Regions from separate parts of the Homo sapiens genome. Here region 2 is linked to region 1. The links are chromatin loops, found by intact Hi-C in ENCODE. Cell type or tissue: mammary epithelial cell. All regions are shown on one strand. Each heading gives the region's core, and the rest is flanking DNA. Links, peaks and the distances in the headings are about the cores only. Region 1 has its middle 24 kb from the start of EXOC4. Region 2 overlaps PLXNA4 (plexin A4).

The links. Hi-C counts contacts between places; a loop is a spot of excess contacts. Peaks named below come from ENCODE experiments on the same cell type or tissue, not always from the same donor. Only the 100,000 strongest peaks of a DNase experiment are listed, where the experiment ranks them.
Region 2: it touches region 1 in a loop (5-fold over the local background); 10 of 110 quality-filtered maps call a loop at or near these places.

Annotation. Positions count from the first base shown.
Region 1 is chr7:133,220,594-133,236,979 of GRCh38, forward strand. No RefSeq gene overlaps it. Among named protein-coding and RNA genes, the nearest start is that of EXOC4, 24 kb to the right of the region's middle. In mammary epithelial cell, for the core only: a CTCF peak has its summit at 10,194 (motif pointing left); no DNase peak of the experiment used is centred there.
Region 2 is chr7:132,310,692-132,327,077 of GRCh38, forward strand. The region is part of intron 3 of PLXNA4 (plexin A4); the gene reads right to left. Among named protein-coding and RNA genes, the nearest start is that of PLXNA4-AS1, 33 kb to the right of the region's middle. In mammary epithelial cell, for the core only: a CTCF peak has its summit at 8,236 (motif pointing right); a DNase peak (open chromatin) is centred at 8,250.

The DNA.
Region 1 (16,386 bases), core at 7,154-12,153:
AAAAGTACAGAGGAAGTATTGTAAAAATAAAAGCAGAAATTGATGAAACAAAAAACAAATATAGTAGACTTGATCAATATAAACATAAATGAATTATCTTAAAAGAATAGTAAGTAAATTTTTGCCAATTTTTATAAAGAGAAAAAGGAAAAATAGTAATCCTTAGAGAAAATGAAAGTGAACAAATGAAAATTATAGCAGTGCTTCTCCTTCCAAGAGAGTATGTAAGTTTTATACCATTATATTTGAAAAGGTAGATAGAATGGATGGTTTTCTAGAAAAATATAAATTTTTCATATTGACTTAGGGAGAAATAAGTAGTAGAATACTGAATAATTCAATAACCATAAAAGTAATTTAATAGGTAATCAAATAACTATCCTTTAAAAGACTCAGTCCCAGACAATTTATAGGCAAGTTCTAACAAACTTTCAAGAAACAGATAGTTCTTGTTTTATATAAATTATTCCAGTAATAGGAAAAGATGTAAAGCACTTCAACTTGTTATACAGACATAGATGGGACGAAAAATTACTTGGCAATAAATGCATATAAATATCCTAAATAATATATTAAAATAAAGATATATATATATATACCTCTCTCTCTCACATAATCACACCCTACCCAAGTGTTATTTAATCCCATGAATATAAGGATATTACAATGTCAGCAAATCTTATAATTTTCTATATTAACAAATGAGGGAGTTGACCTTGCTATATGTTTTAAAAATCTCAAATTCGTCCAGGCACGGTAGCTCACACCTGTAATCCCAGCACTTTGGGAGGCCAAGGTGGGCAGATCTCCTGAGGTCAGGAGTTTCAGACCAGTCTGACCAACATGGAGAAATTCTGTCTCTACTAATAATACAAAATTAGCCCAGCGTGGTGGCTCATGCCTGTAATCCCAGCTACTCGGGAGGCTAAGGCAGGATAATCAGCTGAACCCAGGAGGTGGAGGTTGCAGTGAGCCTAGATCGCACCATTGCACTTCAGCCTGGGCAACAAGAGCAAAACTCTATCTCAAAAAAAACAAAAAACAAAAAAAAAGCTGCTCAAATTCAACTCTATTCAATTATTTCTGATTAACATTAAAAAAATTCTCCTACTAAAATAGTAAAGGGAGAAAACCATCTTAACTTGATACAGACTGTCTGCCATAACTCCAGCATAAGAAATGAAACTTCAAAGGGAACATTAGAAACATTTTCACTGACATCAGGACAAGGGAAGGGTATCTGTATCATCTTAGCTATTCAACATTGTCCTGGATCTTCAAGCCAATACAGGTTTTATTATTTTAATTGCTGGGTCATAGGGTATGTGCATTTTTGATAGGTATTCCATTTTCTTCCCAACATAGTAATATGATAAATCTGTTTTCAGTATTATGAATATATAAATATTGTTCACTGCTGAGCCAACCAATGTGCCATAATTATATTTATTTTCTTGCACAAATTTTTGTTTTGCCTAGAGTTAAAAATATGCTTATATTTTCATTTACTTAATAGTCTTTGAACCTACAGTTAAGCTATCCCATACAATTACAGAGACGTAAAAATGCTACTGCAAAGAATTTTCTACATAGTCAAACTTGTCAGGAAATTGATTCATTCTAATATTCATTTCCTGGAAATATTCCTCTTAGAGCCTCCACCTTCCTGTTCCAATCTGGACCCTCTCTGGTTCAGTTTCTCCAGAAAATAAATCTCTCATCTCCTGCATGAATGGGTGTGAGTAACTTTTCCATCTTCACATAGTGTTGCTTGGGGTTATACACAACCAGGTAGAGTTTGTATTTTTGTTCATTTGTTGTCATTATTGTTCTGGGATGATTCTCAAGAGGAGAAAGGGGTGTATTTTTCATGGTCCCAAGAGGAAACACATGACATGCTAAATTTAGAATAATTTGAGAAACCTTCAGTTAATGGAATGTTTATAAATGTATGAGCTGGATACAGGGGAACTACAGGGATACTGTAGTGCCAGGGCCTGTAGCAGAACTCTTACCTCTAGCCCAACAGGGAGAAAAGGGATAAGTGGGACCCAGAAGAGAGAATTAATCAGAGGAAGCCATTTTGAAAGAGTCGAGTAACCTTTGACTCCAAAGGGAGGAAGACCTCGTCATGCTTCCTCCATTTCATCTCCTGTGAGTGAAGTGGGGGGGCAGGGGTAGGATGGTGCCCAGACTGCAACTCAATCTGGAGCCAGAGGGCAAAGGGGCCCATTGACAGCTCTGCACATACACATCAATCTCCTTGAAGAAGAAAACAGAGTAGAAGGAGGAAGAAAATAGGTCTGGAGGGTTACACAGAAGATATCTGGCACAGGGGTAGAAATCTCTTCGCAACTATTTTAAAACTGGAAGTCTGATATCCTGGCTTAAATGTTATCTCTTATTTGACACCTAAATTGATGTTATTAAGGTCTCAATTTACATCTCAAACCAGACTTCTCTTTTAAAATCTAGATTTATAGCTCCAGCTGCCTCTTGAATGTATAACTGACATCTTGAACAGAACATGTTCAAAACAGAATTCTTGATTTTTACCCCCAGATCTGTGCCTCCCCAGCCTTTCCAGAATTAGCAATAGCACTGCCACTTTTCCAATTGTTCCAGTCAAAAACCTAAGAATCACCATTGATTTTTCACTGATTCTACCCTCAAAATACATCTTGAATCATGCCACTTCTTTCAATCTGTGCAGCCACGACCCAGTCCTGATCTCCCCTCATCTCTTGCCCCAATTAGGAAATTAAATATCTTCTAATTAGTTTCTCTGTTTGATGGCCAAATTCTAAAAGCTACAGCTATGATTCACAGTTTCTTTAAGCCCACCTAATTTTTTGATTCAAGAACTGATTGGTCTTTGTTACTGGACCAGTTGCATTCAGTTGGTTCCCAAATTCTGCAACTAAATTGATCAACCCATTTGTATAGTCCATTTTCATACTGCTATGAAGAAATACCCGAGACTAGGTAATTTATAAAGAAAAAGAGCTTTAATGGACTCAAAGTTCCACATGACTAAGGAGGCCTCACAATCATGACAGAAGGCGAAGTAGGAGCAAAGGCACCTCTTACATGGTGGCAGGCAAGAAAGCATATGCAGGGGAACTGCCCTTTGTAAAACCATCAGATCTCATGAGACTTATTCACTATCACGAGAACAGCACTGGAAAAACCTGTCCCCATGATTCAATTACCTCCCACCAGGTCCCACATGGGGATTATGGGAGCTACAGTTCAAGATGAGATTTGGGTGGGGACACAGCCAAACCATATCATCATTCTTTCACTGATCTTTACATTTTCAGTTTTATCAGCAGTTGTACCATGTAGGTCAAAGCCTTGTTTCTATTTGAGTTTAAAATATTTTAATCCATCTTGGACTCACTAACACTAGTTAATGGTTTGATGACTTCATATTTAATGCCTAATGTCCTGGCTCTGAAGGAATTAACAAATAGAAAAAGAAAGCAATCCAAAATATGAAGTTTCAACATCTCTTCAGCAGGAGGTATTACTTAATGGGTGCAGAGGTTCTGTTTGGGATGAGAAAAAGTTCTGAAAATGGATAGTGGTGATGGTTATACAACATTGTGAATATCTTAATGCCACTGAATTGTACACTTAAAAATGGTGGAGATGGTAAGTTTTATGTTATATATAGTTTATCACAATAAAAAAATGTTAAGTTTCAACATCTTTGTTATCAGAAAAAAAAACTAGGAAGTTTCCTAAAATGTTGTAAACTAGGCCTGAAAGTCTGTAATATCATCTAGAGTAGAGACTGTTTAATATAGCTCTCTTACCCTACACCCCACCCCTACTCCAGCCTGCATTCCCAGGAGCCCAGCCCAGTTTGTGGAAGATGGTGGGCCCTGAATAAGCACTTATTAATTGAATTTTGAGTGTCATATTGATGATTGAACAAGTCTACATTCATCAGTTAGTACTAAAAACAGATTGAAATGGATATTACCTCATAAAAGGATCCCAATTCTTATCTTTACAGTCACTATCCTGCTTACTTTTCTGTGCATGAGCCTTTTGTTACCTAGAAATCCATTTCTATCACCTCTTATTCCTCTACAATACTTATCTTCTTGTTTCTTTAACCATTGCTTCAAAGTTTTGTTTTCCCAATCTTTTTTGTTTGTTTGTTTGTTTGAGACAGAGTCTTGCTCTGTCGCCCAGGCTGGAGTGCAGTGGCGCGACCTTGGCTCACTGCAACTTTCGCCTCCCGGGTTCAAGTGATTCTCCTGCCTCAGCCTCCCAAGTAACTGGGACTATGGCCAAGCCACCACACCCAGCTAATTTTTGTATTTTTAGTAGACATGGGGTTTCACCATATTGGCCAGGCTGGTCTTGAACTCCTGACCTTGTGATCTGCCCCCCTCGGCCTCCCAAAGTGTTGGGATTACAGGCATGAGCCACCGTGCCCGGCCACTTTCCCAATCTTAAATCACTCCTGTCAGTCTCAGATTAGTGCACTAGTATGAGCTCAAGGTCAAAATTCAGATACAATTTGTTAGCTCCCTATAGGGTGGGTGCACACCATGTCCTACGTGGTTAAGTGTCTGTCCAGTCTGGCCTCATCCTAGACTTTCATGATGAGCATGGGGCAATCTGCAGTCTTCCCTGCCCTCTTTCAGAAGCACTGGGGAACCAGTCCCACACTTAATCACACCCTTACCACCTCAATTTTGGTTTGCTGCTTCTGTGTTGGACCTTTAACTCCCCCATCCAAACTAACTCTCAGCTCATTCTGTCTACCACACAGTCACCTATGGGTATCCCCATCCCTCACCTTACCAAATGCAGCATGGTGGTGCACTCTAATCAGTGAGGTGCTGCTAAGTGTTTCAAAAGCAGCTCCCCAGGCAAAAAACAAGCACATGAATAATGCACAAAGAAACGACAAAAACCACTTGATTTGTAGCATTTTCTGATTTTTGTGGTGTAAATACTTGTACCATGGCCAAGTTCAGGCAATCAATGTGATGTCACTGAATATGGAGTTGGAAAGATACATATAGTAGCACATCATTTTATTGTATGTTTCCCTATGTTAGTTAACCTCTAAGATGTGAGCCCTGGTATTCAGTATTTATTTCCCTCTCATGTTGTTCCAGGGTTGTTTCGTATAACCAGTAGGAAATAGTGGAAGTGGTTGTATGTTACTTCCGAGGTTAGGCTATAAAAGGCACTGCAGCTTCTATCTTGGTCTCTCTCTCTCAGATCACTCACTTTGAGGGAGGTTAGCTGCCATGCTCTGAGAAACCTGATGGAGAAGCTCATGTAGTAAGGAACTGTGGCCTCCAGCCACAGTCATATGAGTTAATATTCGTGGAAGTCATATCTTTAGCTCCAGTCAAGCCTTGAGATGGCTGCATCCCCCACTGACAACTTGACTGTAGTTTCATGAGAAATCCTGAGCTAAAACCACTTAGTGAAGCTACTCTCAGATTCCTGACTTAGAAACTGTGTAAGTTAATTAATGTTTGCGATTTTGAACTGCTAAGTTTTGGGATGATTTGTTATACAGCAATAGATAACTAATACACCATCATAAAGATAAGATAGATATAAATACCCTAAAGAGCATAGAATTAGTAAAATAAGAAGAGTAATTAGGAAATGCCAAGTTTTGAATATTTACTGCCTTTGTTTTTGTTTTGTTTTGTTTTTTTCTTGAGATGGAGTCTTGCTCTGTCACCCAGGCTGGAGTGCAGTGGCGTGATCTATGCTCACTGCAAGCTCCGCTTCCCGGGTTCACGCCATTCTCCTGCCTCAGCCTCCCAAGTAGCTGGGACTACCGGCGCCCGCCACTACGCCTGGCTATTTTTTTTTTTTTTTTGTATTTTTAGTAGAGACGGGGTTTCCCCATGTTGGCCAGGCTGGTCTCGATCTCCTGACCTCGTGATCCACCCGCCTCAGCCTCCCAAAGTGCTGGGATTACAGGCATGAGCCACCACGCCCTGCCCTGCCTTTGTTTTTTTAACATAATATATGTAATTATAAGTTTATGTAATTAAAAATTTAATAATAGTTGTTGTATTAGCCTGTTCTCATGCTGGTAATAAAGTCATACCTTAGACTGGGTAATTTATAAAGGAAAAGAAGTTTAATGGACTCACAGTTCCACGTGGCTGGGGAGGCCTCACAATCATGCTGGAGGGTGAAGGAGGAGCAAAGTCAAGTCTTACATGGAGGCAGGCAAGGGATGTGTACAGGGGAACTGCCCTTTATAAAACTATCAGATCTTGTGAGACTTATTCTCTATCACAAGATCATCACAGGAAAGACCCGCCCCCATGATTCAATTACCTCCCACTGGGTCCCTTCCACCACACGTGGGAATTATGGGAGCTACAATTCAAGATGAGATTTGAGTGGGGACACAGCCAAACCATATCAGTTGTGTTTAATAGGTAGATTTTAAAAATTCCTGAAAATTTAATAGTCAGTGCTCATAAGCCTGTAGGGGCACGTTCTAGCACAGCACTGACTCTCATCTAGTAGTTGTCTAATTTTTTATTTGCATACACCTATCAGTAACAATTGCTTGAGCATATAATTGCAAAAGATTTGTAGTTAGCTTTATATTATATACACACACTACTCTAGTAATATGGTTATAATATTTTTGAGGGGAAAATAAACATATATATATATATATATATATATATATATATATATTTTTTTTTTTTTATAGATGGAGTCTCGCTCTGTCGCCCAGGCTGGAGTGCAGCAGTGTGATCTTGGCTCACTGCAAGCTCCGCCTCCCAGGTTCACATCATTCTCCTGCCTCAGCCTCCCGAGTAGCTGGGACTACAGGAGCCTGCCACCACGCCCAGCTAATTTTTGTATTTTTAGTAGAGACAGGGTTTCATCATGTTAGCCAGGATGGTCTCGATCTCCTGACGTCGTGATCCACCCGCCTCGGCCTGCCAAAGTGCTGGAATTACTGGTGTCAGCCACTGCACCTGGCACAATAAACAATATTTTAAAATACATTTTATTTCATTTATTTGTGATATGAACCTTTTTATTTTTAATGGGAACAAACTTTTCATAAGCAAGAGAAATGTGTCAGCTCTATTACTTCACCACTGTTTTAACCTGTAATGTGCCTGAATGAGAGCTCATGCCAGAAAGAGAAAAAGTTATCAGCTCTGCCAATTTCTTGTTGTTTCCTTTTGCTTGTGTTATTAAAACTCAATTCAATTCATGCTCTCTCTGCAGGAATATTTTAAAACTAAATAACCTAATCTGTAAAACCATGTAACTTTTTACATGCAAATAGCAATATTTCACAATTCTAGGAAATAGAATGAATGAGAATGGGGGAGTCTGTGTTGCCACAAAGGAGTATCTGAGGCTGGCTAATTTATAAAGAAAAGAGGTTTGCTTGGCTCACAGTTCTGCAGGCTGTACGAGAAACACGGCCCCAGCATCTGCTTGGCTTCTGGTGAGGTCCTCATGCTGCTTCCACAAACAGGGAAAGTCAAGGGGAACCCGTGTGTGCAGAGATCAGATGGTGAGAGCAAATCAAGAGAGCCAGATGGGGGAGGTACCAGGCTCTTTTTAATAACCAGTTCTCGGCTGGGCGTGGTGGCTCACACCTGTAATCCCAGCACTTTGGGAGGCCGAGGTGGGCGAATCATGAGGTCAAGAGATTGAGACCACCCTAGCCAACATGGTGAAACCCCATCTCTACTAAAAATGCAAAAATTAGCTGGGTGTGGTGATGCATGCCTGTAGTCCCAGCTACTCAGGAGGCTGAGGTGGGAGAATAGCTTGAACCCGGGAGGCGGAGGTTGCCATGAGCCGAGATTGTGCCACTGCACTCCAGCCTGGAGACAGAGCAAAACTCCATCTGAAAAAATAAAAATAAAATAAAAAATAAAATAACTAGTTCTCCTGGGAATGAAAAGTGAGAATTCACTTACTGCACCCACTCACCCTACAGGGAGGGCATTAATCTTTTCATGAGGGATCCACTCCCATGACCCAAACACTTCCCATTAAGCCCCAACTCCAACATTAGGATCAAATCACAACATGAGATTTGGAGGAGTCAAACATCCAAATTATAGCAGGGGTCATTGTCAATCCGAACTCACTATGGAATTCTCACTCTTCCTAGGACACTTGGCATGCCAGTGAGATTGTCTTTGTGTATCCATACAGTAAATATTAAAGTTGAACTCCTTTCACTTTTAAGAGAAAGAGATAACTGTTTTATTATTTTTTCCTCATACACCAGTAGATCATTTTACCCAAACCCTGGAACATCACATTCAGGAATGAGGAGGAATATCTCACCCTCACCTCCCCCTTTAGAGACCTGTGGTCTAATCCTTTGCTGGAAACTAATGCTGACAAATGGTGTTAAATGGCCACATAGGACCTCCCATAAGGGCTCCTGAAAGGTACATCCCCTTCGGTAAGTGGTAGGGAATCACTGTACCTTGGGTTTACAAAACTGGATTGAATGCAGGGGATATAAGTACACAAGGGAGATAAGTTTGGAAATGCTTAGCTATCTCTGGAGTTGGAAAGACGAGAACACAAGAAGAATGCGTAAAAAACAAAGAAACAAAAAATAGCAGCAGACACCTAACATGGGTGATGAATATAACAGTCAGAGCTACGGTGCTTCGTTGAAAGCAAAAGTCTAGAAAAGCAAGTAAGATAAACTCATCACAAGCATCTTTTGAGTCCCTAAAGTCTCCTTTCCTGGGAAGATTTAATAGAAGAATATGGCAGTCACCCATCCTCTGGCATAACATCTATAAATGTGTTATTCCTCCATCCCCTACCCAAAACTCTTTCAAGGTGATCATTCAAATGCATACTTTTCTGCATATTATAAAGTAATTTTTCGCTTCTTTTGTGTTTTGATAGATGTTTCCTGGTATTTAGCTTCAGAATGTTTCCTTTTATGCATCTGAAACATTGTCATTTCTTGGAGACTCTAATGTGGCTTTAAAAAAAGAGGATCACTCTGTCCCCAACTGTTACCTGCTCTCCAAGGGAGAGCTCAACCCCAGGAAATTGGAAGGTACTGATTATTTAGCCTACCTTAGTTCAGCTTCGTTATCACTGTTATAACACCTTTGACTAGTTGCTGGGGTTGGAGTGATGGCGAAGAATATATATTGACAATATTTCTTTTTAAGAGATCAAAGCCTGTATTAGTTATAGTATTCCAAAAGGAAAAAACACATAATAAATTAATTGTTATAACCATAGCCTTTAACATCTTACAAAGTACTTGTACATCCTTTTCTCATTGAAGCCTACCTGCAGTTCTAGGTTGAGATTATTTTTATTTACCATTGAAAAAAACTGTGGTCATGTGGCTTACACAATTTACACAAACCTTGTTTCTAAGGTAAATATCACAGACATAGCAGGTCTCCTGTTCTGTGACATATGACAAAAAGAGACAAATAAAACATGTTTTTCCTTCCTTTTACTTCATGTTTTCACTACCTCCCTAACTCCATCTGGTCCAGGTTGAAGTAAGCTGACAGTCTTCATTTACCTTCTGTTTGTTTTGAGAAGACTCTTGAACAAAATTAAACCTCAGGGGCAGGATAAGAAAATTGGGAGAAGGAGACAGGTTCATTGGAAGACATAAACCATGAAGATGATTGCCAATATGGGGACAGACAAGGTTAACTAGAAATCTGTTTGGCTATAAAGCAGGAAAGATAGAGCCAGTATAGGAAGATCAGAAAAAAGACAGGAATCAGGAAAACTCCCTAATTTTCAGACCACGATTTCACCTTTTCATAGCATATTAGGATGAAATGAACAGAAATCCTGTTTCAATATGTTAGACTGTGTAAACTAGATGAGCCACATGTATTCTCTGGGCCTGTTTCTCTCTCTCCTAAACACACACACAATTTAGGATGGCCAAATAAAATACCAGATACCCAGTTAAATATGGATATCATACTAAAAGATAAATGCTTTTTTAACCTAAGTATGCCTCAGTTTCATATGAAATATATGAAATCTACTAAAAAATTGGTTTCTTTATCTGAAATTCAAATTAATTTGATGCCCTGTATTTTTATTTACTAGATCTGGCAACCGAAACCTAATGAAACTTGAGATCAACTTGCTGCCACTGAATATAACCCTATGGAGCTGAGGAAATCACTACTGCCCCCTGTTGGACTCGGTTGGAACAGTCATTTTCTTGTTTTGAGATGTGCATATTAGTTGCAAATAATTCTTAGTTTCTGTCTGTAGTTACACAAAGTTTGTGCTTTAAGTACAGTTTCCACTCTGTTGATGCTGAAACAAGTTTTTCAAGTAGATCTGGTTTGGAATTTGTTCTCTCCTTCCCCAAGTTCCAGAGATGCTCAACCCCTTCCACTATCACCAAGATAACTTCCTTTGCCAAACTAGCAAACATGTCCAGTTAAATCATAAATTGAACTTAACGTCAACCTCCCATGGACGCATTACACATTACACATTACAGATGCCATTAATGTGCACATATTACACATTACTTCCTTTGCCAAACTAGCAAACACGTCCAGTTAATGATAAATTGAACTTAATGTTGACCTCCCACGGACACATTACAAAGACGTAATAATCAATGTCACAATTTTCCCTACAAATCCTACTCATTGGGTGTGAGATCTATCACAAAAAGTTTGTAGAACCTCCCTTCCTGGGAGTTGGTTAATTTGAGAGAGGTCATCTCAAATGGATCAAATTCAGGTGTATCAAATGGCAGGGAGGAAGAAATAGACGACTCCTCAGACTCCATCAATTACATTTTTATTTGTTATATCTCATTCTCTACTTTGCCAGGGAGAACATATGAAATTGGACTTGCAAAGATGGCGAACCATCTCTTCCAAAGAGTGTAGAGCGATACTCCCATCCCTGCATCTGACCATGAACCTGACCCTTTTTATAGCCCCCACAGTAAAAGCCAAAATAAAGTAAGATTGCTTTGTGTGCCCTTGAGGTGGTTTTGGTGCACAGAAAAAAACCATTCAGCAGTCTAAATATTCCTATTGAATGTATTAAATGTTAACTATGAAAATATAAATCTCATCTTAAGTCTTTTCTTGAAGTGAAATTCACTTAAGATTAGGCATTTTAAAGTGGACAATGTAGTGGCATTTAGTCCCAAACATTTCCATTGCTCCAAAGTAAAACTCCCTTCCCGTTAAGCAGTCATTCCTCATTCCCACCTTCCCCCTCACCTTGGCAATCACTAATCTGCTTGCTATCTCTATAAATTTGCCTATTCAGATATTTCACATAAATTGAATCATATACTATGTGGCCTCTTGTGGCCGGCTTCTTTCATGTAGCATAATATTTTGGAGGTTCATCCACGTTGTAGCATGTATCAGTACTTCATTTCTTTTATGGCTGAATGACATTTTCCTTAAGTTTTTTAGTTCAGCTTATAAAACTTATTATTCTATTTCATGGAATTAGCAAATTTTGAATGATAGCTTTTAAACTGACTGATTAATATGTAGTCCATTGACATAGTTAATTAAAACCCTTTAAAATTTCAAATAGTATATATACATTTAACATGTTCAATTTTCTTTAATAGACTTTTTAATTGAAGTATAACAGACACATAGAAAAGTACACAATTCCTCAGTGTGCAGTTGCATGCATTTTCACAAAGTGAACATGCCTGTGTAGCTGCCAACCAGACTAAGCGGAAGAACATGACCAGCATTGCAGAGAGTCCCCCTGCCCCTTTGCCTTTTCCTGTGAAAGAACCATCTTTAAGTCCTGAATCTGTATGCTTTTCTGTGGAAGAAATACTTAACAAATTATTTGCTAGCCGCTTGTCTACCTTAACAGAAATGGCTGCAGGCTGCCAAAGACACGATTCAGAAAGAAGCTCCCTGTTGGTCTTGTGGCTTTTGGCATCCCCTAACACCCCCTCAGAACCCTCTGCCTGCAGATCCGTCCCTTTGTGCTGAGTAGGTGGCACACATTGCCCTTTAGTGTGAAGGAATTGGAAATAGAAGAGAATGACACTATCTCAATTATAACTGGGTTTATGCTGAAGATCCACTGCTAGCTGCTGTATATACATTTCCTACAGTTATGGGCAATTATTCCTGTTTTTTTTTTTTTTTTTTTTGAGACGGAGTTTCACTCTTGTTGCCCAAGCTTGAGTGCAATGGCGCGATCTCAGCTCACCGCAACCTCCACCACCCCAGGTTCAAGCGATTCTCCTGCCTCAGCCTCCCAAGTAGCTGGGATTACAGGGATGTGCCACCACACCTTGCTAATTTGTATTTTTAGTAGAGGCAGGGTTTCTCCATGTTGATCAGGCTGGTCTCAAACTCCCAACCTCAGGTGATACACCTGCCTTGGCTTCTCAGAGAATCCTTTTTTATTTTTATTTAAAAAAAATTTTTTTTTGAGACGGAGTTTTGCCCTTGTTGCCCAGGCTGGAGTGCAATGGTGCGATCTTGGCTCACTGCAGCCTCCGCCTCCCAGGTTCAAGTGATCCTCCTGCCTCAGCTGCCCGAGTAGCTGGAATTACAGGCGCCTGCCACCAGACCCGGCTAATTTTTTGTATTTTTAGTAGAGATGGGTTTTTGCCATGTTGGCCAGCCTGTTCTTGAACTCCTGGCCTCAGGTGATCCGCCCTCCTTGATCTCCCAAAGTGCTGGGGTTACAGCCGTGAGCCACCTCGCTCCGCCTAATTAATCCTTTTGTTATGAAAACCCTTTAGGTATTTCCAGATGTAGACAGGGAAACTCAATGGACTTTAATGGCACATGCTCTCAAGGGTTCCCGTGGCCAGACCAGGTAAATAGCCCGCTCTTAGAAAAGATGCCTTGAGAAGAATTATTTCTAGCCAGAACAGACTTTAATAGCATCAGCTAGATGAACAGAAAGCCCAGAGCTAAGGTAAATGCAGAAAGTAGTTAAGAGTTCTGGTGAGGAAAATAGTATGGGGCCATACAGTACAGAGCTTCAAAAGCTAGGGCAGGAATGTGTTGTGAGGCAATCAGGAATCACTGGAGGTTTGTGAAGGGAAACCCATCAGGGTCGAATCACCCTCCTCTCCTATATCATTTTTATGTTCAGAGGGGCCTTCTGACATAAAGAGTAGGACTGATGAGTGAGTTTTCACACCTGTGACTTCTTGGGAGCGATCAATCTGTTCACAGAGACCTTTTATCCGCCTTTGTCCTCACCATGGAGTTGACCACCTACCTGGCCTTGTACTTCTTGAGTGATGATGAGCATGTTATCCATAGCAACCATAATAATAGGTAACAGTATTTATAATGTGTCTGTCACTGTTCTAAGTAGTTTTTAATCTTTTTTATCTTCACAGCAACCCTCAAAGTCAGTATTATCATTATCCCGATTTTACAAATGAAGAAACTGAAGCACAGAGAGGTCAAGTAGTTCACCCAACGTCACCACTAGCCAGTAAGTGGCAGAAAAAGGATTCACAGCTAAGTGGCCTGACTCTAGAGCCTATATTCTTACCTTAATCTACTCTAGACTATTCTCAACCTTAAGATATTTTATCTACATCAAAGCTGCATTTAATGCTCAATTGTTTTTACACATCTGTAGGCTGCTGTTGCAAATGTGGGATGAGGTTTTATTTTTTTTCTGTCCCTTCTCATCTGGGCCCTGGGCAATTGCTTAGAGGTAGAGCTGGTAGCGTTGTCTTCTGCTGCTCCTCACCTGTGCTCCAGAGGACAAAAATAGGGCAGCCTGCATCATTTCTTGCCCAGTTATTCAACACTTATTGATTGCCCGTCTCAGGCAAAGCACTGAAAGGATTGAAGCTACACATGACATAACCCTTGGCCTGGAGGCTCTTACACCTCATCTGGATCCAGGGGCATTTACAGGAGAAGAAGATGGACAGGCCAGGAGACCATTAAAAACAGGAATACTCGACCAGGCATGGTGGCTCACGTCTGTAATCTCAGCACTTTGGGAAGCCAAGGTGAGTGGATCACCTGAGGTCAGGATTTAGAGACCAGTCTGACCAACATGAAGAAACCCCATCTCTACTAAAAATACAAAAAATTAGCCAGGCGTGGTGGCACATGCCTGTAATCCCAGCTACTCTGGAAGCTGAGGCAGGAGTATCGCTTGAACCCGGGAGGCGGAGGTTGCGGTGAGCTGAGATCGCACCGTTGCACTCCAGCCTGAGCAACAAGAGCGAAACTCCATCTCAAAAACAAAACAACAACAACAAAAAAAAACAAAAACAAAAACAGGAATACTCACCTCCAGCCCTGTTTGGCTACATGCTTCATTTCTCTTACTCTATCCCTGAATCACTGGAGTGCTAGGAAAAGTGACCACCTTCGTGCATCTCCTTTTCTACCTAAAAAATGTAGCTTCCTTGATTTTTTTTTGGGTCGGGGGATTGTTTGTTAGCGTGAAAGTGGTTTAAGATCTAAGGCAAAATAACAAAGTGTTATTATCTGAGTACACAGCACACACTGCCCTTTCAAAACTGTTGCCTGTAGACTTACTGCACAGAGCAAAGCCCTCTGGGAACAAGCACTTACAATGAAAAATGGCTTATTATCATAATGGAGTATTCAATTACTTCCTCTGATGAGAGGTGGAGGGGTTTCTAAATTCATTGTATTAATTTAGAGTTTAGGGGAGGGAAATAATTAAAAATGTAGGCCACCTATGGGTGCTACATAATGTGGATGATATAGTGTTGTTATAATGGGAATATGATACATTTTATTTATACAGTCTCTAGCTACAAAGAGTGTATTAGGTATTTTGCAGTGGGGCTTGGAAGCCTAAAACAAACAAGATTAAAATCAGCAATAAAGCAGATCGGGAGAAGCCAGTGAAATTCAGCAATAAATTTGATGCAAAGCCAATGTGATATGCCAAAGGCCTTTTAGAATTTGCTGTGGGCTGATGATTATGTTTTCTTAGTTTAGTGATATGGGAGGATATAGAAGGTAGGGTTGATGACTGTGAAGGAGAGGTCAGCCAGGGAGCACTTCCTATTGCAGGAAGAACAATTCCAACTTTGTGGAGGAGAATAGAATATTCATGGCCTAAAGGTTTTTGTGAAAATGTGTGTGTGTGTGTGTGTGTGTGTGTGTAACTCTCCACAGTCACTCATTCCTGTGTGATTCATAAGTCTTATAGTCAGGAAATCCTTTCTCCATAACCCCATATCATTTTGTGGGGTTTCCCACTCATGTTTTCTTTTATTTCTTCCAGTCCCATGCTCAGCCTTCAATCTTTTAAAACCTCCAGACTCCTGTAACAATTACTCCTGGTATTCCTCATGTTAATATAGCAGAGCATACTAGACAGAAATAAGGCCCAGGAGAGGAGAATGCATACTTAATAGTCATATGGGGTTCACTGGGTCCAATCTCAGTGTAATAACACTTAGCAAAATTTCTCGGAATTCTATGAAAATGGCAGCAAAGATTTGCTGAGAAAGGCTGCATGTACTGTCTATTTTTCTCCATGCACTTACATTAAACATACCCTAAAGCATATCTTCTAAGGCCCTGGCAAAAACCCTTAACCCATGTGTTGACGAGAATGGTTCTGGTCTAGCTTGTGCCCTACTTTATGTGTCCCATGTTGTTCTTGCTGCAAATGTAGATGCATTTGTCTGTCAAAGCATCAGTTCAAAGGACTGAATATTATGTATTTTCTTTTTCTTTCCTTTTCTTTTTTTTTTTTAGAGGCAGAGTCTTGCTCTGTTGCCCAGGCTGGAGTGCAGTGGCACCATCTCAGCTCCTTGCAGCTTCCACCTCCCAGGTTCATGCAGTGAACCTCAGACTCCCGAGTAGCTGGGACTACAGGCACATGCTACCATGCCCAGCTAACTTTTGTACTTTTAGTAGAGATGGAGTTTCACCACGTTGGCCAGGCTGGCCTCGGACTCCTGACCTCAAGTGATCTGTCCGCCTTGGCTTCCCAAAGTGCTGGGATTATAGGCGTGAGACACCACGCCCAGCCATATTATGTATTTTCTGTGGGAGATTTGCGTATGTGCTATGGATTCTAAGAATTAGTTGCTAGTTGCCTGCTCTACTTGTTAACATGAATGGGTACATTGTGAGAAAGAAAGCTCCCCTCTCAGGGTCCTCAGAGCACACTGCATCCTTGGTCTCTTTAGCCTCTGTTCTTGCTCTGGCACAATTTGTGTTCTCTGTGTAGTGCAATCCCAGGGCTGGTTAATCCTCTTTAGTGGGAAGTATTGCTCCCTGCCTGGCAGCTACACTAAAAGGTTGTACGTTGAGCTACACCATTGCAATTTCTGGGTAATAGCATTAAGTATTCTCTTCCCCTCTATGCCAGTGACTCTAGGTGTTA
Region 2 (16,386 bases), core at 5,268-10,267, 910 kb before region 1:
ATAAATAACCCAGGGAGTGTCAGACAAGTGCGTATTACCTCAACATCTGCTCTCCCTACTGGGCTCTGCCCTAGGTTCTTCCCCTGCAGCCTCATCAAGCTACTGGGGCACCAGCACTTTCAAGGGGCACTGAGGCTGCCATCCAAGGACAGCTGTGTGTGTGTGAGAGAGGCTAAGAACAGCCCATGTTCACCTATGACAAGGGGCAGAGGTGCAACTTCCCAGAAGGTGGAGGATGCAACTTCAACAAGGCTGGGGTGCCTTTCTCCATTCACTCCTCATCCCCTTGGGAAGCACGCTGGTCAGAGTGGTGCTGCCTGACTTCTGGCAGAAATGATGGAGTTTCATTTTGCAATGTCAGTGCATTTGCAAAGCCCTAGAACAGGAGGGGATTCCAGATTTGCTCAGTTGGGATCTATACCAGGATTTCAAAGTAGCCCCAGTTCCTGGGCTATCTAGGATAATTGTGTGTGTGTGTGTGTGTGTGTGTGTGTGTGTGTGTGCGCGTGTGGCCTAAAGGAGGGTCAGAAGGAAGTGAGGGATGCATGTGACGTTACCCAAGATCCGGCTCATGGAAAACTGAGAATCTCAGAACTCTCCCCAGAGTCTCCCGGTATGATTCGGTGCCTCCTGTGGGCTCCAGCGGCACTTCCTGCACACCTTGCTTGTGTCACTTATATGCATTGCTACATGGGGTCATGAGCGCTCACTGTCTTCCCCACTCCCTAGGAGCTTCTTGAGTGCAGGGGCTACATGTTATTCATCTTACCCAAGCTCACTAGCCAGTAAGTGGAGCACCACACTGAAGTTTACATTTTCTGGCTTCAAACCTGTACTCAGCAACAATTCTTCTAAAAGTAGGCACTGTAATGTTCAGTGTCACCAGCAAAAACAATTACTAGAGCTTCTTTGAAGAGTGGGCCTCACTCAGGGCTATCTCATAGATCACCACCCCTTATTGAATCCTTCCCCTCCCCGTCCCACACATCTCTCCAGCACAGACACTGCCCACATCTTACTTTTTAAAAACAGCAGCTACTCTGGGAAAGAAATACTTGGAACTATCACAAATGAGGACCCAGAAATTCATGAGTCCTGGGGTGAGGCATGTGAATAGTTTACAGTCAGAAAATCTGTTCCCAAAGAGACTGTGGGGACAGCCTTCCCTGGGCTTAGAATGCTGGAGCTGAGAAGGGCATCCCTGTCTGGGGATGACATCACCAGACAGAGCTGGAATGCACAGATGCAGAAAGCTGGGGGCCCTGGGGCCAGGAGAGAGCTTGGCTGGAAGATCACAAAGGGGCTTTTGACCACCCTCATCCCAGGAAAAACCACAGAGACCCAGCTTTAAGCCACCCCCGCCCTCAGTTGAGGGGCCTAAAGACATCCTCCTCCAATCAGACGGGTGACCTTTGATCCCAGTGAGGGAGGCACCAGAGCCAAAGTGCCTTGAAGGAAAATAATAATAATAATAATAATAATAAGTGCCTGTATGGGTTACTCCTTCTGCCAGAAGCCTGTGGAGTTAGTTGCAGAGAAATCCATTTTAAAATAAGATATTGGAAAACCATTCTCTCCGTCACTGGCCACAGTTATTACAATTATTTATGTGGCATCATCAAGGCCCATGTGTTTCACAGCAATTAAACTATTGATCTCCCAGCTCTGAGGCACTGAGCAAAAACCTACAGCCACTGGTTCTGGTGCTCTGGGAGTTGCCTCTCCCCATGTTTCAGATGTGAAAACTGAGCCCGGTGGGGAAGTCACCAAGAACAAGAGAGTCAGGGGATGGCACATTAATATTAATGATCAATATGTTAATATAATATGCTAATGGTATATTGACATATCAATAATAATATATCCATTTATCCATTTGGCCAGCACTTACTCTGTCAAAGTGTTAGTTTTTAGGTTTGCCCAAGAAATTAATAATGCAGTGATTGAAAGCATGGGTTCCAGAGGCCATTAACAAGGGCTTCTACGCAGCTCTGCCAGGACCTAGCTACATGACCTTTGGGAAATGAGTCAATTTCTCTAACCCCTGGTTTCCTCATCTGGAAGATGCAGATAATAACAGTACCTACCACAATCAGTTGACGTGAAGATTTAATGAGTTAGTAGATGAAAAGCATTTAGCACACTGCCCAGCACATAATCACAGCTAAACTACAGTTAGCACTTATTTACATGAGGGGTCCATGGCTACTCACTGACCCATGACACACCTCTGGCAACTCATGTTGCACAGCTACGTCATTGGCAAAGGAGAGAGGGAAGGCTTACCCTCCTGTGAGTCGCTGCACTGAGATTTGAGGGGCACTGCATTCTTTTTTGATGGTCTTGAGGCAGGAGCTGCACCTGGACCTCTGTTTGCAGCTGCCCCCTGGATGCACATGGGGGTGGTCCTGAGCTCCAACCTCCCTCTCTGCCTACCTCACTATACCTATGTCCCCATCACTTTTCCTCAAGCCTAGAGTCAATATTAAGCTAGTAATGGTTACACAAAGTCTTATTTATGAAATGCATTTAAAGTAATATTATTTAATGTGTTTCAAGGACATGTTAAGGGATAAAATGTATTGGATGGTGGGAGTCTGAGACTGGTTTTGAAATAATTCTCCTTCCTGAACTTTTTTGCTACAGGAAGTTGCATGTGCCTGGAACATACACTCTTATATTGCATGGTGTGGACAGGGAGAGACTAAAAGTAGGGTGACAGTAAAGGACTATGATTCTTATCTTGGTCTAGCCAAAAGGCAGTTGGAATAGAGGGTAAGGACAGAGGGAGAAGGAGATGGGGCTTGAAGAATGAAGGACAAACTCTGGATTGTCACACCTGGGTGGCCAAGGGAATGGTGGGCCCAAGGAGCAAGTTGAAGGGAATGCCGTGTGGGTGGAAAGAAGAAGTGCGGGTCTGAGATCTGCTGAATGTCACTGGTGGGAGTGTGGCCGATTGACTGTCTCATTGTTTTGGACATTCAGGACTGAATGTCTGCTGGATGTCTGACTGAATGACTTTCTGCTTAGGCAGAAAGTCATTGCTTAGGACAATTGAGTCACTGTCATTTTAGAGGTGGATTGTGATATCATGATATCAAATCATTTCCCGGAGCCAGAATTTAGACGACCACCATGGCAGGCTGGCCCTCCTACCCTGTCTCTAAGGGTCACATCAGACACATTCCATAGATTACAGAATACAGATTGGAAAAGTGCCGGGGAAAGGGAAGAACACAAATCACTATTTCCTACTTCCCTTCACGTTGCCCCCAGACACTACAGAGGGCTCACTAAGTTGAGGAATAGAATGTTCTCCCACTTCTCATCCCAGAAGCTGAAATAGGCTCCATGCATGACCCAACATAAACTTGCAAATGAATAGGCAGTCACTTTGAGGAGCACAGGAAAGACACACCGATTTAATTACCTTCTCTGCACCATCACCAGGGTCCTTCAATTTTAGTATCTGAGGAACTTTTCTTTGGATTAAACAGTTTCACAGAACCAAACAAAAGTCTCATTTTGCACCAAAATTTTCACAATTTTTGCTTAGGGCTGGTTCAGGAACTTCTTTCCAAAGTCTATGTCAAATTAAAAATCCAGAAATACCTACCATTATTTAAAAAATAGTAGGGTTTATTTCCCACACTGACCTAAGACTTAAAACAAAACGAAGCCCTCTAAGGGTTGAGTGTGTGGTGTGGCCCCTTCTCCCCACAGACCTTCCCCTTGGGTCAGAGCGTTTAGTCGGCCTCATGCCAATGCCCATGACCGGGGGTGCTGGTTCCCTTCTGCTTCTTGGGGCCTTCCATGGTTCACCCCCATCAGAGTCTGGAAAGGGAGGCCACGGGAAGTAGGGAAGGGAGGAAGAGGAAGGAAAGGGTGGGAGAGCTGAGGGTTGGAGAATATCAAGAAAAACTGAGATTTTACAGGTTGTTACTCTGGGGTTCCAAAAGAGGTCCTCACGGAGGTTCCACATCACCAGACCCTGGGTCCTGTATCAGAACTGTCCTGGGTCTGCACGCTGGAGTTCACTAACTGGACTTCCAGCCACTTTACTTCCCATCCTCAACGTAGACCAGGAAAAGTCATGATGGAAAGACTTCTTTGTTCCTCCTCAGCCCAGCAGGGCTCTGATCATGCCAGCTTGTTGTGTTGCAAGACACGAAAAGAAGCCAGCAACAAAATTGTCTTGCGTCACTTAACTTCCTCTCAGATTTCTAAGCAGGTAATTATTTCCTCTCCTCCAATGGACTGCAAGCATTTTGGAGGGTTTTTATCAGAGACACTCCATAAATAAAAGTGTCAGGTTATTAAGGATAATCTTATCCACTCTCCTGAGCAAGTTATCCAGTGGAATATTGTGCTCTTCCTCTGTGGCACTTTCTTCCTTGACTTTTCCATTTGGCACCTAAGTGAGCCAGGGGAGGATGTGTGAGCAAGGGAGACATTTCTGCTACTGGGGCCTGGGAAACAGGACCAGAGGGGCTTTCACTCCGGTCTGTTCTGTGTGACCTCTGGGAGGCTTGTTTTCTCTAGTTCATTCCATTGCTGAACATGAGTTGAGCATGTACTGTGTAAAATCCCACCCAGAAATGCACACATTTCAAATAAGATTTGGCTGGTTTCTACCCTCAAAGACTTCTTGTCCAAAACAAGATTCACAGCACAATTTAAAAAGCAGTTTCACATTGACTTTCTAAATTTAATTCACACCACACATAGTAAGGACACAATAAACTTTATTGAATTAATAAATGAACCATGATTCCAGTGAGGGAAGGAGGATGATTATTTGTACTCATGTTGTATCTATGAACAAACTAAGACTCAGATGGGCTACATGATGCTCAAAGTTAGATTATAGCTAACAAGTGCTGGATCTCATTTTCGATCAGATATTCTGGTTAAAACCCAATACACCTTGGCCCACATCTCACGCCCCTCCCGAGTGAAGCACATTCAAATGATTGACTTCTGTTCTGGTGGCCATGGAGAGGAAGCAGTGGTCAATTCTGAGGAGTGTGCTTCCCAGAAGAGTGGCAATGTGAGCTGATTGTTAGGAGGAATATGATTCAAATAGCAGGAGCCATGAGGAAGAATATGTCCTAGGCAGGCTGGCATGAGCAAAGGCAGAGATGGAGGAAAGTGCCACGTGTGTGCAGTGTAGGGTAGTCAGCTGTGGTCAGGGCATATGACTTTTGGGGGCATGGTGGGAGGGAAGCCCAGAGTGGTAGGTTGGATGCAGGTGCAAAAGACCCTTGAATGTCTTTCAAAGTGCTGGGCTTTAACCTGTACACAGAGGGGAAGTGTTGTATGTTTCCAGGATGGGGGAACTGATATGATCTGACTTTCATAAACTGGAGATAATAAGCAAAGCATATCCTACTTTTTCAACTTGGAAAAACTGCTATGCCCTTGAAGAGGGGCACTGTCATTCCTTTAACAAAGTGAACGCCCACTTATTGCCTCAAATGACTAAACTAAAAAATGCGACTCTATCACCATAAGCCTCCCTATGTTGTGTTGGGAGGTGGATTTTATTGAATCGTCCACATTCTCCCAGTTCTCTTCTAGTCAACTTTTTGGGTTTAGGTTAAGGGAACAATACATTTCTTTGCAGCAAGCTCTCTAACCAGAGTTTGGGAAAACCTTGATGTTCTTAACATAAACTCAATCAACTGACTTAAACGCATGGAAAATGGTGGACTTAGGAGGAACATTTCATTTTAGCACTTTACGGATCAAGTCACTATGGGATAGAGACCCTAAACTCTCACAAACTTCCAGGCTAAGATTTTAAAACATAGATTTAACCCTAGCCTATAAAGTACTTAATCAATAATAGCTTGGTGCCTCAAATTTTGAAAAGGATTTTTATGTACATCATTTCAGTGTGTCCTCCCAGCAGTATTGTGAGCTGGGTTTGGGAAGTGTCCTTAGGCCATAGCTCCCCAGCAGATGAAGAACTAAAGCCTGGATGGGAAATGACTCTCCAAATTCATGACACCACTGTAGCTTCATTAGGTCTCTTAACTTCTGAACCTGTTGTTCTTACCATGCTATCTTGGCACCCACTTCTTTTTAAATAAGGGACTGGGGTCTCACAAGAAAAGTACACAATTTAGTCCCCCACCCTCCAGTTTCATCAATGCAGAGTGAGATGAGTAAAACAGGGTGCTATAAGACTGCCTGTTGCTTGAGCCTAGCTGTGTTGTGCTGGGGTTGGGTTGGATTGGATTGAGTTGTATTGTGCTGCATTGGGTTAGGTTGGGCTGTGTTGTGTTGTATTGGATTGGATTAGGTTGGGTTTTGTTAAATTGGGTTGTGTGTGTTGTGTTGTGTTAGACTGGATTTATTGGATTAGGTTGGGTTGAATTGGATTGGATTGTGTTGTGTTGAATTAGATTTAGTTGGGTTGTGCTGGATTAGATTGAGTTGTGTTGTGTTGAATTGAATTGGGCTGGGTTCAGTTAAGTTTGTGTTGGATTAAATGTAATTGGATTGGGTTGTGTTGGGTTGTGTGTGCTGTGCTATATCATGTTAGATTGGACTGGGTTGGGTTGGGTTGGGTTGGATTGGATTGGATTGAATTGGGTTGAGTTAGGTTGTGCTGAATTGGATTGAGTTGGGTTGGGTTGGGTTGGACTGGATTGGGTTGGGTTGTGTTGGGTTGTATTGGATTGAGTTGGGTTGGATTGGGTTGGGTTGGGTTGAATTTGATTGGATTGGGTTGTGTTGGATTGTATTGAATTGGATTGAGTTGAGTTGGATTGGGTTGAATTTGATTGGATTGGGTTGTGTTGTGTTCAGTTGGATTGAATTGGATTGGGTTGCATTGGATGGGGTTGGATTGGGTTGTGTTATGTTGAATTGGAATAAATTGGTTGACTTGAGTTGGACTGAACTGGGTTGGATTTACTGGTCTGGGATTCACTAGCATAGGATCCAAAGTCTTCCCTGATTACTTTTATTCTGTGGCATTCAGTGACCATTTGCCTATCCTTGCAAAGCTACCATGAGTTTACCATGACCAGGTTGTGTGCAACAAGAGCAAAATGGAGCAGCACAAGCAAAAGTCAGCACAGCATTGTGGAACACCAGTTGTAGGGAGCCTCTCAGCCTGCTCCCTCCCTCAGCTGGCTCAGGTTACACCTGGCCAGGCAATTTCAGAAATGGGTAGGGAAGAAATCCAAGAGCAGGGAGTGGAGAACAAGAGCCAGGCAGAGCAAGGGTCGGGGCCAGGCAGGCACAGTTTGCAGGCCAGAGAACATTCTCTGAGAGCGCAAGAATCTGTGCCTCCTGGGAAAGGCTGTAATCCATTTTCCCTGAAGACCCGAGTAACCCGGTCAAAGAAACTCAATCCCAAGTGGTTTTGACATAAGGTCATGAACCGAGACAAGGCAATCTCAGCAGTTCATCCCACACAACAAGCAGGCCTGCAGGCAGGGGGACTGGAGCGGAGAGGGCAGGGGTAGCATCTCAGGGCCCTGGTTGCAGGGGGAGGGAGTTGGAGCCCTTCCTAGCCAGACAGGTGATTCATGTGGACACTCTCACCCTTCTGAGCACCAGAGATCACACCAGGGTCTGACCCTCTGGCAGCCCCATCTGCTCACTAAAGGGGAAACTGAGGCAGAAAAGAGCGCAATACTGCCCAGAACCCAGAGTGTCGAGGAAAGGAGGTGATATCAGTATGTGCTCACTTGCTTTGGACACTTGAGAGCGCTAAGCTGGGGGAGGGTCAGCTTCTCCAGCCTCCTGGCTTCCTCCCTCCCTGCTTTCCCTCTCCTTCCCCAGGGCTGGGAGCCAAGGGATGCCTCAGCTGCAGGACTCTCCCTCCCCACCCCCTGCAGAATGAGCGTTTCCACAACTTGCACATCTTTACCTCCTGTGTTTACCGGAAAACAGGAAGGAAGGAGGGAAGAGGAAGTCTTTTCAGAGCCTCTGGTGATCATCACGCACTTTGCTTTTTTTTTTTTTTTTTTTTTTTAATTCTTCTCCCCCACTCCAATCTCATCTGTCCCCTGAAGGGAGAAATCGAACCCATCTGTAGTTGTTACACAGGCAAAATCACAGATGCTGCTGTGGTCTAGCCAGGGTCGGAGGGGCTCTGTTCTGTGGTGTATATGTAGGTATGTGTGTGCGCGGGTCTCTGCCTGTGTGTTTCTGAAGCTGGTCTTTAACAAGTGTGGACTCTCTGTTGAATTCTGCATTTTCTCCTGCAGCCAGCAGGTGGCAGTGCTGCGACAGTCGGGTGACTCCAGTCCTGTGACGCCTGGCCCCGCAGCGCTTGTCAGGACTGGTCCAACCGTGGAAGGGAAGGCATGTCCACACGCACCCCAAGGTGGCCCACATAGAGGTCCTGGGCAAGGCGATATGGAGGAGAGCCATCCAAAGGCCCTTCTGAAACCTCCTCTCCTCTCTTCCATTCTTCTCTATTTCCCCTAATCTAATCTAGAAAGGGGGAAACCTACTAACGTTTCCTAAGCACATGCAGCATGGTTTTCAGACTTAGCATAAAACCCCTGCAGAGCTTGTGAAAATGCAGCTTCCCAGGCCCTGTCCACTGAGACTCTCACGCAGCATGGCTGAGGTGGAGCCCAGGAACGTGCATTTTGAGTAAGTGCTACTGGTGATTCCCATGCAGTCCCCAGGGAACTCCAAATTGAGAAATAGAAAACTAGCATATTCCAGGTGCTGTGATGAGGGCTTCATCCTAGATCTGTTCTCAGGGTTCCTTGTAAATTATAATTCTCTCCACCTGTTTCCTACTCTAGGTCTGTTCTCAGGGTTCCTTGTAAATTATAATTCTCTCCACCTGTTTCCTACTCTAGATCTGTTCTCAGGGTTCCTTGTAATTTATAATTCTCTCCACCTGTTTCCTACTCTCCAAACACATTGCCGCTGCACTCCTCTACCATGAAGTTTTGGCTCTGCATTCTTAACGGACAATTTTGCTGTTTCCTTATGCTAATTTCCTGGTGCTCTGAGATCACCGGACTTCCTGCTCCAGAAGCAGGTTTTCTCACACTGCCTCCCTGTCATCCTAACCTTTCTTTTATTCCGTGTAAGTTCCTGAAATGCACAGTGCCTTACCCTGCCTTCCCAGCCATGGGGCTTTGCTGGAGCCGTGCACGGCAGTACCATGCTTCCCCACCTCTCCTATGCTCTCCACTTGCTTCCTTCCCAGTCAAAGGGCTCTGCTGGAGTTCTGCAGGGCAGTGCCATGCTTCCCCACCTCTCCCATGTTCTCCACCCCTGCCTTCTCAGACACCTGAGTTGGACTGCCCTGGTGAACATCTCCACAGTCAAGCAACCTGGAGCTGCACCTACAGACATGTGCAGAGGACAGGCATCTCCCTTGAAAGTCAGCATGACACAAGACCTACCCACAGTGGTCATACTGGGCGCTTTTAAGATGGCAACACAAACAAACTCTGAAAACCCAGTGTATTCATTTGCCGGGGGTGCCATAACAGGTGACCACAAACTGGGTGTCATAAAACAACAGAAATGTATTCTGTCACAGCTCTGGAGATTAGAAGTCTGGAATCAAGGGGCCGGTAGGGCTGAATCCTTCATTGCCTCTTCCCACCTCCAGTGACTGCTGGCAGTGCTTGCTGTTCCTTGGCTTGTGGCAGCATCACTCCAATCTCTGCCTTTGTCTTCACATGGCCCGGGTCTCTCTGTCTAAATTTCCCATTCTTTTCTCTCATGAAGTCACCAGTCACTGGATTAAAGCCCATCCTTCATCCTAACTTGATTAGATCTCCAAAGACCCTATTTACAAAAAGGTCACATGCACAAGTATCAGAAGTTGGGACTTCAGCTTTCCCTTTGGGGAGATACAGTTCAACCTGCAACACCCCACGAACCAAAGATTCTGCTTTCACTTCTTACCTCCTGCCTGGAGAGAGGAGAGCAGAGTCTCCGTGCTTCTCCAAGCACTGAATGACCTTTCCCATGAATAAAGCTTTTGCTCTTGGTGGATGCCATATTGGAAGAGGTTAAAGCAAGTCAGCTTTGGGCTTCCCTGAGTGCAGTGGTTCTCAGAGTTTGGGCTCCTGACCAGCAGCATCCGGGAACTTGTTAGAAATGCCAAATCTCTAGCCTTGCGCAGACCTACAGAATCAGAAACTCCAGGGCTGAAGCCAGCAATCTGTATTTAATAAGTTCTACAGGTGGTCTGGATGCATCCTAAATTTTGAGAATGACTGCTCCCGCGGCAGGGCTCACAAGGGCATCCCCAGCAAGTTCCAGCCACTGACTATGTCGTTTGTTGCCCCAAATCTCCCTGTTTTTCTGCCCTCCGGTTCCTGGCAATCCCTTGCCAGCTGCCCTTCCTTGACGGCTGTCAGATGCCTGGCACATCACCTGGCTCCACACTCACCGGCCAGCTTCCCAGCACTGTTTTTCTCCGGCTGCCTCTCCTCACCTGGCTCTCCGTCCGCCACCCCCTCGCGCTTACTTGCATGCCCTCACTTCCCTCTGACTCTTTCTCCTGACAAAGAGAAGAGCTTGGCAGGGGTTGGTTAAGTTAACTCTGATCACACAGAAAACAAACTGTTATTTTTCTGTCTGCCAAGCTGCTGAAGGCAAGGATGTCAAGCCCAGGATGTGTGTGAATGTAAGATCTACAGTTACCCTAGCGTGTCTGTGTTCTAGGCAAGCTTTTTTTTTTTTTTTAAATCGTGGTCCAGTTCCCAGGGAGATACCAGTGACAACCTCTTGGATGCTCATTGCGCTGGCTGTGACAGTCTCTGTACACATTCCCTGACCCAGGGAATGAGCAACTCCCATAAACAGCAGACGGTGGGTCACCTCTGACATCTGCTGTCCACATTTCTGATCCCCTGGAAGGCCTTGTTCAAAGCAACACTGGGCTGAAATGTTGGTGCACCATGTGTGTTTGCCGTGTCGGTGCACATAAGCAGACAGACCTGCAGGAGGCAGACAGCCAGGCAGGAGGGAGCCCCGGGGGACACGTGGACACATGTTAGAGTCTGGTGAACATTCAAGACAAGGTTTTAAAGATGTGTCTGTGGTTGAGGGTGGGGAGGGGCAAAAAGGAGGCCCTTTGGAGAGGGCCAAGGTGCATATATTGGGGAGCCTGTATGCGGGTGGCCACCCTCCCAGGAGAGTTTCAAGTTTCTGGGGAGGAGGGAAGCCTGGGTGGGGCGGAGGGGGCATAGGAAGTCCTAAACTCCACCCCCAGAAGAAGGTAGAAATTAGCAGAGTATCTGGGCAAGCTACAACCCAGTTTCCGTGCCTTTTTTGTCCCAATCACCAAATTGGGCACAATTATAGTAGAATAGCAGTGAGAAAAAAACAAACAGTAAAAATAAACATGGTAAGTGAAAAGGTTGGAAAAGGAATGTGCCAGAGAAATCTGGAAATCTTTGCATGCAGGCACTCGGGTCTGAGACACACTTTCCATTGGGTCTGGAAACCAGGTAGACCAAGGCTAGAGTTCAATTTCCCTAAAAGGGCTTTTTTTTTTTTTTTTTTAACAGAGTCTCACTCTGTCACTCAGGCTGGAGTGCAATGGTGCAAACTCGGCTCACTGCAGTCTCTGCTCTTGGGTTCAAGCGATTCTTGTGCCTCTGCCTCCCAAGTAGCTGAGATTACAGGCATGTGCCACCATGTCTGGCTAATTTTTTGTATTTTTGGTAGAGACAGGGTTTCACCATGCTAGCCAGGCTGGTCTTGAACTCCTGGCCTCAAGTGATCCACCCGCCTCGGCCTCCCAAAGTGCTGGGATTACAGGCGTGAGCCACCGTGCCTGGCCAGAAGGGTTGCCTTTTTCATTTCTGTCTCCTAGATGTCACATCAGGTTTTAAGAGGCTGTGGCTCCATTCTTTATCCCACACAGCAAGAAGGTAGCATGGCTAAACATCCTGGTGCAATTTCAACCTCTCAGGACCATTCTCTAGTTTCAAACCCCAAAAAGCACCTGGCCACATAGGTGAGTTGCTCCGTCACTATCACTCATTTAGTTGGAGACACTCATCTCCTCTTAAGCACCTCCCGTGCTGTATGTATTTTTAAACTATTGTGACTTATTTTGCTTTGGAAATTTAGGAGATCATTGGGTCACTCTTTGAAACAACCAGAGATGCTCAGGAAGAAAGGGATGTCACAAAACCAGGTTTGGATACCACTGTTCTGGGGTTCGGCTTCCTGTGACTTAAGAGATCTGTTCAGATTTTAAACAGGACAGCTGATCCACTATCTCACTGGGTCCCCTCTAGGCAATATAAGCCAGAGAGGCCTTAACATCAGAAATACAAGGGTTGGGGAGGGGTGGTGCACATTTGTATCAGTGTATTCTCCTTTAGCACAGATGAAATACACTGGGTGACATAATGGAAATTCACAGAGGGAAAAGATCCGTTGGGGGAGAGACTCATAACTCAGGTGACCACTGAACTGTGATCCCCACGAGTTCACCTTGTCCAGCCTGTCTTCCCTTTTGCCCTCTCCCCACCACCAGGCCTTAAATCACCTGTACATGTGCATTGCTGGGTGCCAGCAGATGATTCATGAAACTCAACAGACAGATGCCCTGGTGGGCACAGGAAACCGAAGGATTGAGAGACATGGGTGTGTTGAAGTGCTAGCAGTAACAGCCATGAGGCTACACAGTCCATTAGGTTTTCATTTTACAAAGTAGAGTGTACTTGCATCATCTCATCTAATCCTTCGAGTGATCTGAGGAGTTAGGCATTATTACCTCCAAAGCCTAAGAGAAAGTGGTAAAAGCAAAGCCTTCAACAACAAAACCCCAACCCAGGAGGCCTGACCTGGGTCCACCTAAAATCTCTCAGGACAATTCTAGGCACTCTCCCTCCAAAATAGGTCTGCTAGATCTTCCTCCTGCTCCACGGCTCTGCTGTGCAAGGTGTCACCATGCCAGGGAGTCTTCTGACACGACTCTCCCAGGCCATGGGTGAATGTTCCACTTCCAGGCCACTATAATGTCGACTGTCCTTAGACTATAGCCATGCTTCTGGGTTCTGCAAAACAATCTGAACCCAAGATTGAGAAACCTGTGATATAATATACAGATCTGTCATGTGGAGGAGACTTGCAGGTTTGATTTTTCTCACTGTTTAAATATCTGGGTGGCTGCAGGAAAGATACACCACCCTCTGTGCCTCAGCTTCCTCGTCTGGAAGTGAGGGCCTCATATCTCTGTGGTTTCTCCAAGCAGAAATGATGCAATTCTACATGAGGTGCAAACTAATTTGGCTACAAATCATCACAAAATAGGCCTAAGGATGGAGATGGTCCTGGACCATACCGAGCTAGGCAGGGATCATCAGAGACAGGCGAACAATGGGTAAGGAGGGCCCTGGAGCAATTTATCCTATTTACAAAAATTAGGCTCTATCTAAAAACTTAGCAGAGAACTGCAGACAAGGATGTTGACCAGTGAACCCAAAACCGGATGCCAAGATCCTTCCAAGAAAGTGAAGGGAATGAATGAGAAGGGAAGAGGAAGAGAAAGCAGACAGGAGTGAAGGGAGAATGGGAGAGGAAAAAAGAGAAAAATTTAAAAGATCTGCCGGTTTGACACTCACATGAAAATGTCCCAGCAGATTTGCATTTCCTAGTAATAAATATTTTGTGTTTACTTATTGTGACAGAGTTTGCATGTCATGTAATCACTGTTTCAGTTCATTTTCCCCCCAATGATAGATTGTGATAAGTTGGTTGTTAATAATGCTACAATTTACCTAACAAATTTTGAGCTTGTAATACAGCTTCATTAATATGTTTAATTTATCGTTACAGTTCCTTCAGGTTAATGGTTTGAGAGTATGTTGGAGTTTAATCTGAATGGCTATTATAAAGTGCTTGTTTCTCGTTAAAATGTAAAACTGAGATACCCAAGATTTATTTGGGATAAACCAGCCAGAATAAATCTCCCTCTTCTTTGCATTGGGAAGGGAATGAGGGTCGGCTATTAAAAAGGCTAAGCATTGGAGAGCCCCTTCAGGTAAGTTTAAAGTAATTTTGCAGATTAAACATCCTTTCCCTAGGGTGAATGGGAGCGATGCCTGAGGCCAGAGTTTAGCCTAGAAGGATTCTCTGGATGCTGCAGAAAGGTAGGGACATCAGAAATGGGGTGATAACTGAATTTCGACAAAATACAGTATAAGCATTGCAGGTGACTGGAAAGGTATCTGAGTGTTGGGTGATGGGTTATAGAAAGCAGAATCCACAAAGATTAAAATCAAGAACACAAGCCCCCTGAAAAGCACAAAACAGAGGAGAGCAGCCTCCTCTTCTCCAGATGGAATTTTGGCAGCATCCTCTGGCTGACAAACTTTCACAACACTCCTGTAACGCATCAGACACCTGCCCCCACCTGCCTTCACCTCCGGGCTCCTCATACTGGTTTATTCTTCTGGGTAACTTTTAGCTTAGTTCAGAAAAAGAAAGAAACCCTCATTCTGTGGCTCAAATTTTACCACCCAACTGTTCAAGTGGCTTCTAGGGTGCCTAACAGTTTCTCTGGACCTGGGGTGTGAACGAGGTTGCCTCAGAGCATTGAAGAAGCTTCTGGATACGGGGCCATCTACATTTAGTGAGTTTGTTGATAGCTGAAAAGCAAGAGTAGAATTCTTGCCATTTGAATAATCAGGGCCCCTCTGGACAAGTCTCTAGCACCCAAGGGCATCTCAGAAAAACAGTTGTTATGGGTTGAACTGTGTCCCCTGAATAGATATGCTGAGATCCTAAGCCCCAGTACCTGTGAATGTGACTTTACTTGGAAATAGAATATTTGCAGAAATAATCAAGATAAGAGGAATTGATTAGGGTGGAGTCTACACCATATTACTGGTGTCCTTAAAAGAAGAGGAAAATGCCATGTGGCCGATGGAGGCAGACACTGGAGCAATGAAGCTGCCAGGCAAGGATGGCTGGCCACTACCAGCACAAAGGAGAGGCAAGGAAGGGTTCTACACAGAGCCTCAAGGAGTGTGGCCCTGCTGACACCTTAATTTCAGACTTCTAGCCTCCAGGACTGTGAGAGAATAAACTCCTAATGCCCCAGGCCACCCAGTTTACAGTGTTTTATTACAGCAGCCCTAGGAAACTGACACACGTAAGCCCAGTGGGTCACTCTTGGCACTACAGGGAGACGTGTAAAGGCAAGGGTGGGCATGGATCTTACAGCAGGCAGCGGATTCCAACACAGCTGAAAGCCAGGACACAGTAGCCCTTCCTACCCACTGTCCAGACCTTGTATGATCCTTAATCCTACGTGTCAACCTGACTGGGCTGCAGGGTGCCCAGACAGCTGGCTAAACTTTATTCTGAGTGCACCTGTGAAGGTCTTTCAGATGAAATGCATGTTTGAGTGGTTGGAGTAGTGCATCAGACTGCCTTCCCAGTGAGGGGGGGTCTCTACCAATCTACTGAGGGCCCGAATAGAACAAAAAGGTGGAGGAAGGGAGAATTCCCTGTCTCTGCCTGCCTGTCTTCCAGTAGGGACATTGGTCTTCTTCTGCCTTTGAACTTGGACTCAGGCTGGAACTCACACCATTGACCTCCCTGGCTCCTCACCTTGCCAACTCCAGATGAGGGAACTTCCCAGCCTCCATAGTCCTATGAGACAATTCTTTACAACAAACCTCTTTATGTATGTAAATAAATGAACACACACATACACACCATCCTACTGTTCCTGGGTTTTGGTAGAATCCATGTGGAATCAGATGCTCTGATGCCCTCGAATGGTGGCCCTTGGTGCTCCCGTGGCCTGCATGGTCTGGCCCCCTCTCTGTCCTACTCTTGCCCCTGCTCATTTCCCGTCCTTCCCCTTGCCTTCCCACTGTGCCTCCTCTGCCAGCCCCTGCATCAGGGCTGCTCTGCCCGCTTGGATGCTCTCTCGGAGAACCTCACAAGGCTGGCCCTCGCTTCCCGCGGCCTTGCACCCCCATGGCATCTTGGAGAGGCTTCCCTGACTCCGAGTGCTGATGGTTCCCATTCCTCTAACACATCTCTGTGCCCTCACCCAGTGTTATCTTTTTTTATATAACACAACCTGAAGTTATAGCTGTTTATTTAGTGTGTGTTTCCCCCATAGAAACTAGAAACTCCCTAAAGGCAGGAATCATGTCTGTTTCACTCCCCACAGTGTCTGTGCCCAGTGCCTGGCTCAGAGCTGGTACTCAGTAAGTGTTGTGGCAGGAAGGGAATGGGGAAAGGAAGAGGGAGGGAGGGAGGGAAGAAAGGGAGAGAGGGAAGAAGGAAAGGAGAAACAGTGAGAAAGGAAGGAAGCGAAGGAGGGAGGGAAGGAAGAAAAAGAGGGAAGAGAGGAAGGAAGAAAAGAGGGAGGGAGAGAAGAAAGGAGGGAGGGAGAGAAGAAAG